Linked DNA regions of Homo sapiens: region 2 is linked to region 1. Evidence: read pairs that join two places in POLR2A ChIA-PET (ENCODE). Cell type or tissue: PC-9. All regions are shown on one strand. Links, peaks and the distances in the headings refer to the core of each region. The heading gives the core; the rest is flanking DNA. Region 1 overlaps SLC44A3-AS1 (SLC44A3 antisense RNA 1). Region 2 overlaps LINC01787 (long intergenic non-protein coding RNA 1787).

Region 1 (2,913 bases), core at 86-2,585:
TCGTACTCAATGTGAATGCCTGTAAAGCAGACTGTCCTGAAGGGGTTAGGAAGCTGTGGAGATAGTTACATCAGAACAGAGCAAATGACTTTGGAATCTGAAGCAGACCTCCTTGTTCTTAGCAGTTTTTTGGCCTCTCAACCACGTGGCTTGCCATCTTTCTTCTTTCTCCATCACCCTCCCAATAAATCTTTTCTGTTCAAGTTCCATTGAATTCTAATTCAGAAAAGTTTAATTATCTTCTAATGAGCTTGTCTTCAGCTAAGTCATGATTCAGGGTCTCACCTTCTAACCCCAGATGTTTATCAGGGTCTTTTCTTTAACAAAGACAGTCCTCTCTGAGAAGAGGGTTATAATTTTTTTCACTCCATTAAGCCTGAATGAAGGTTGACTACAGAAGAGAAAGGATGCTGCTTTTCTTTGCTGACCTGGGAGAAGATAGACTTTTTTAGCCCCTGTGAAATCTGTGAAGGTGGTTCAAGAAGCAAAGATTGAAGGATGAGGTCTTCACCCTTCCTCTACCTGGAGAAGTTTTCCTTGTGCTGGTGAGAGAAGACATGTGCTTACTTTATCTTCTCCAAAGAGCAGGGAATGACTTTGAACTTGAGGTGGGTGCTTTTTCCAGAGCAGATGTTAATCAAAGCAGCCAACCCTAGTTCTGGAAGTCATCCTTGACAAGGCATTTCTTTTAGTAAAATTCAAACAAAATTTAAACCTTCACTAAGAAAAGGAAACGGAGTGGTTCAGAGTTATTGCTATGACTAGTGTCTTGCTAAGCTACCCTAGAAAAAGGGAAATGGACCACCTGTCCCCTCCATTCTTTGCCCACTCTAGGAAATACACAAAAGAATAGAAAGGACTTAACAGTTGTTTACTGGCCAGTCTCTGTACTGAATACTTTGGATATATGATCAATCTAATCTTCCGAGAGAAGAATCTTCAAAATTTCTCCAAGACATTTGTCCCCATTATATGTGTGAAAGGAAAATAAAAACTCAGGATCTCAATTCACTATGCCAAAGGAAAAAAAATTAAGCTAAAAGCTGAGTCATGCAAGAAGCTGCCTTTCTTTTTGTTTCTGAGCAGATAGCTGCAGATAAGAGGTTAAATATCTCCACAGGCAGTTAGTCTATGTTCACTTTATCTTATGAAAAGTGCCAATTTACTGAGCACAAGATGAATACATAATTGACTATTCCTCTACCTGCTCCTTTTCTCTTGCAATATAGGGATTACCATACCCTTCCTCTTTCCCCTCCAGTCCACTTTTTCCCTTTAAATATTGATGTCCTCAAAATCACCTTTGGAGAAAGGCACAGACCACAGACTATTTCTGTGGCTCTGTCTTTATTTATTCTGGGCATGTCCTTAACCTTGACAAAATAAACTTCTAAATTGATTGAGACCTGTCTCAGATATTTTTTGGCTTACAAATTGGCGGCTGACGGAAGGGACTCTGAGAGGAGGTGCCCCTGACCTTTGACAAATCTCTTACCAGTACTTGGTTCCAGCCTAGGTTATCTTTGTTGCTCAAAGATAAGACAATTTTCTGAGGTCTGGGAGCAACTCCCTCTGGAGAATCCCTGATCACCCCAAATTTGGTTGAGATCTAAGGTTTATTTTGAAGTACAACTCCTTTTCTGGAGTTTTACTCACTTCCAACAAAAAAGGCGAGTTTTCCTGTTTCCATGACAATGGATGGCAGGCAACTCCTTTCTGGAGTTTCAGCTTGTATCCAACAGGGAAGGTGAGTTTGAGTATTTTACTGCTTCTAAAATGGTAGAGAGGAGTATTGAGCCTGGGCGCCACTCCTAGGTAAGTAGCTGAATTGGAGTTTTGTCTTGAAAATCCTGCTTAATGACTAAGAGTTAAGATTGACAACCAGCTGATCTTAATTTCCTTTTAACACTAAAGTGCTCAGTAATCGCATTGGTTTTGTTGTTGTTGTTGTTGTTTTGTTGTTTCCTTATTATTTTAGTCTTTCTCACATTGGATTCGACCAACTCTACCTTATTTGGTCAAATCCAAATGAGAATTTCAAGTTATGGTGAACAATGTTTTTGAATTGGCTAAAACTCCTCACAGCTGCAAAAAAGAAGAAAGAATCATACGCTTGGTTTCGTTAGCAGCAGCAAATCTATATGAGTATGCAGCAACTTGATTCTTGCCTCCTCAGAGGAAAGAATTCGTCTGAGGGGCATAAGGCAGAATGAGAGACCACGGCAAGTTATAAAGCAAGAGTGAAAGTTTATTAAAAAGTATTAGAGCAGGAATGAAAGGAAGTAAAGTACGCTTGGAAGAGGGCCAAGAGGACAACTTGAGAGATCCAAATGTAAACTTGGGTTTTTTTATGTTGGCATGCTTCCGGGCTCTTGTGTCTCTTCTGCCCTGATTCTTCCTTTGGGATGGGACGTCCACATGTGCAGCGGCCTCCCAGAACTTGGGAGGGGCCCCAGCCACAGTGTGTTTGCTGAATTTTTGCGCATGCTCACTTGAGGCGTTGTTCTCTTACCAGTAGAGTGTTCCTAGAGGAAGGTCATATCCCAGCTAAACTGCCATTTTGCCTCTTAGCATGCGCATGCTTGACTCCACTCACCCAGCTCCTGAGATCTTATTGACAGCAGCTGATCACCAGCTTCAGGTGTTTTCTATCTATTGGGAGACCACCTTTCCCTGCTGCTGGCTTTGACCAATTGTTTTGGACAGACAGTTTAATAACTGCCTGACCATCACTTGACAGTCTCCTGGCAGTCCTGGTTGAGGGGTAGGGCACTGCCCTGCCTTGCTTATGTCTGCCTAACTACCTACTCAAACAGGTTCTCTGTTCACTTCCTTTCTTAAAAGATTGTTCTTTTGTTTACTTTTCTTCCATTCTATTCCTCCTTCCCCTTTTGCCATCTTTGGTACCAAGCA
Region 2 (2,913 bases), core at 300-2,799, 1.7 Mb before region 1:
TCTTTTTCTAAAATACCATCACAGAGATTTTCTTTTATCTTTTCTTCTTGAAGTTCTATAGCTTTCGGTTTAACATTTAGGTATATTATTCATTTTGAGTTACTTTTTCAATATTGTGGATAGGAGTACTTACTTGGTATATGGATATCCAATTGTTCTGGCACCATTTTTTGAAAAGACTATTCTCCAATGAAAATTGTTTTACACCTTGATTAAAAATCAATTCCTCATGTATCGATCTATTTCTTGACCCTCCATTCTTTTCCATTGTTCGATTAACCTTTGTGTCAATATCATGCTGTCTTGATTACTACATTTTTATAGTAAGTCTTGATATTGCAATGTCCCTTCTCACTTTGGCGAATCTCTGAAATTCTCTTACTTGATAATGCTTGCTTCCACTTGGCTGACTCTGGTCCAAAGGTGGGATGATTGCAACTCACAATTTTTTAAGGTTCTGATATCAGAATGATAGACCAGAGAATCAACAGCCCTTAGATAGCAATATTTCTCAAAGTGTGGCCTGTGGACCACTCACATCAGACATAACTTTGAAGTTTGTGTGTATGATATTACCATTTACATTCCTGTGTGTTTATGCCTGATCTATTTTTTTGTTGTTGTTGTTGAGATGGAGTCTCACTCTGTCGCCCAGGCTGGAGTGCAGTGGGGCGATCTCGGCTCACTGCAAGCTTCGCCTCCCGGGTTCACGCCATTCTCCTGCCTCAGCCTCCCGAGTAGCTGGGACTACAGGCGCCCACCACCACGCCTGGTTAATTTTTTGTATTTTTAGTAGAGACGGGGTTTCACCGTGTTAGCCAGGTTGGTCTCGATCTCTTGACCTTGTGATCCACTCGCCTCGGCATCCCAAAGTGCTGATCTATTAAATCAGAATCTTTAGGTAGGGGGCTCATGAATCTTCACATTTAGTAAGTTTACTGAGTGATTCTTATGGACATAAAAGTTGAAGAATTGCCTATGCTGGAAAAAAAAAACCCTTCCTTGTGTATTTTTCACATTTGTTACACAGATGAGTAAAACAGTAAAATGGATGTATTTAGTTAGGTGGAAATAAAGAAAATGCTTTAATTTACCTGTTCATTTATTTACTCACTCACTTTTTTGTTCAAACGTGACGAAAGATAAAGTATAAAATGTAAAATGTAAAAATGCAGGCCGGGCGCGGTGGCTTACGCCTGTAATCCCAGCACTTTGGGAGGCCAAGGCGGGTGGATCACAAGGTCAGGAGATCAAGACTATCCTGGCTAACAAGGCGAAACCCCATCTCCACTAAAAATACAAAAAATTAGCCGGGCGTTGGTGGCGGGCGCCTGTAGTCCCAGCTACTCGGGAGGCTGAGGCAGGAGAATGGTGTGAACCCGGGAGGTGGAGCTTGCAGTGAGCCAAGATCGCGCCACTGCGCTACAGCCTGGGTGACAGAGCAAGACTCCTTCTCAAAAAAAAAAGAAAAAAAAATGCAAAAACACAACTTGAAGAATTCATGGAATCTATTTTCAAAGACAGGATATGTTTCTCAAGTATTATTTATGCCTGTCAGATGATGACTCAATGCTCCCTGCAATCAGGAAACAGAGGAACACTGCGCTGGAAGAACTGCCCACAGGCATCCCCACTCCCAGGCTTTTTGCAGATTTCTTTTAAACAATCCCAGACTAAAACAAAACTAACTTATCCTTAAACCTCTTTAGGATGGGAAATTTTATAGCCTCCTTCAAACATTAGTTCTAGTGCGAATAATACCACTTCCTTCAATACAAGTTCCTGAGTTAAAACAGATAAAGATTCTTTATCATGGAAAATGCAAGGAAGTGGGGGGTGGGGGGGGGGGGTGCTGTACAGCCCATCCTGCCCTGAGAAATATGAGAATTATTAAGAGGCTGATCAAGCTGGTTCACTTTGTTTTTACTTTGGTCTCCTTCAGTGGTATGTCCACATCAGTATCATAATGTTTTCTTTGGTTCCCTATAACTCCCAATCCCTGCTAAGGATATGTTCTTGAAAACTCATTCACATCAATGGCAAATGATAGATAAATGCACAATATCTTACACTGTAGAACTGAAGTGTGGTACTTCAGATACTGTTAGTGGCAGTGAATCTGCATGGGTCTGCAATCACCTCAATTCTTGCCTCCTCAGAAGAAAGAATTTGACCAAGGGCCATAAGACAGAGTGAGAGATGGAGGCAAGTTTTAGAGCAGAAGTGAAGGTTTATTAAAAAGCTTTAGAACAGGAATGTGTGAAAGGAAAATGAATCTTGGGGCCCCCCAAATCACTAAGCTAAAGGGAAAAGTCAAGCTGGGAACTGCTTAGAGCCAACCTGCCTCCCGTTCTATTCAAAGTCACCCCTCTACTCACTGAGATAAATGCATATCTGATTGCCTCCTTTGGAAAGGCTAATCAGAAACTCAAAAGAATACAATTTTCTCTTATCTACCTATGACCTGGAAGCCCCCTCCCGCTTCAAGTAGTCCCGCCTTTGCGTTGAATTGTCCCGCTTTTTCTGGATAGAACCAATATTCATCTTATATATGTGGATTGATGTCTCATGTCTCCCTAAAATGTATAAAAACCAAACTGTGTTCTGACCCGCTTGGGCACATGTTGTCAGGACCTCCTGAGGCTGTGTAACGGGCGCACACCCTCAACCTTGGCAAAATAAACTTTCTAAATTAACTGAGACCTGTCTCAGATACTTGGGGGTTCACAAATGAAAGGAAGTAAAGTGCACTTCGAAGAGGGCCAAGCAGGCAACTTGAAAGATCAAGTGCACAGGTTGACTTTCCCTTAGGGTTTGGCATGCTTCAGGGGTCTTGTGTTACTTCTTCCGATTCTTCCCTTGGGATGGGCTGTCCTCATGCACAGTGGCCTGCTAGTGCTTGTTGTGGGGGCA

The links. ChIA-PET counts read pairs that join two places held together with the same protein. Peaks named below come from ENCODE experiments on the same cell type or tissue, not always from the same donor. Only the 100,000 strongest peaks of a DNase experiment are listed, where the experiment ranks them.
Region 2: POLR2A ChIA-PET joins it to region 1 with 5 read pairs; 1 of 35 experiments calls an interaction of 5 or more read pairs at or near these places.

Annotation. Positions count from the first base shown.
Region 1 is chr1:94,667,560-94,670,472 of GRCh38, reverse strand. All of the region lies in intron 3 of SLC44A3-AS1 (SLC44A3 antisense RNA 1), which reads left to right. Among named protein-coding and RNA genes, the nearest start is that of MIR378G, 77 kb to the left of the region's middle. RefSeq lists an enhancer at 1,537-2,294. In PC-9, for the core only: no CTCF peak of the experiment used is centred there; no DNase peak of the experiment used is centred there; H3K27ac peaks cover 1,348 bases.
Region 2 is chr1:96,369,653-96,372,565 of GRCh38, reverse strand. The region is part of intron 1 of LINC01787 (long intergenic non-protein coding RNA 1787); the gene reads left to right. Among named protein-coding and RNA genes, the nearest start is that of LINC01787, 3.0 kb to the left of the region's middle. In PC-9, for the core only: no CTCF peak of the experiment used is centred there; a DNase peak (open chromatin) is centred at 1,575; H3K27ac peaks cover 676 bases.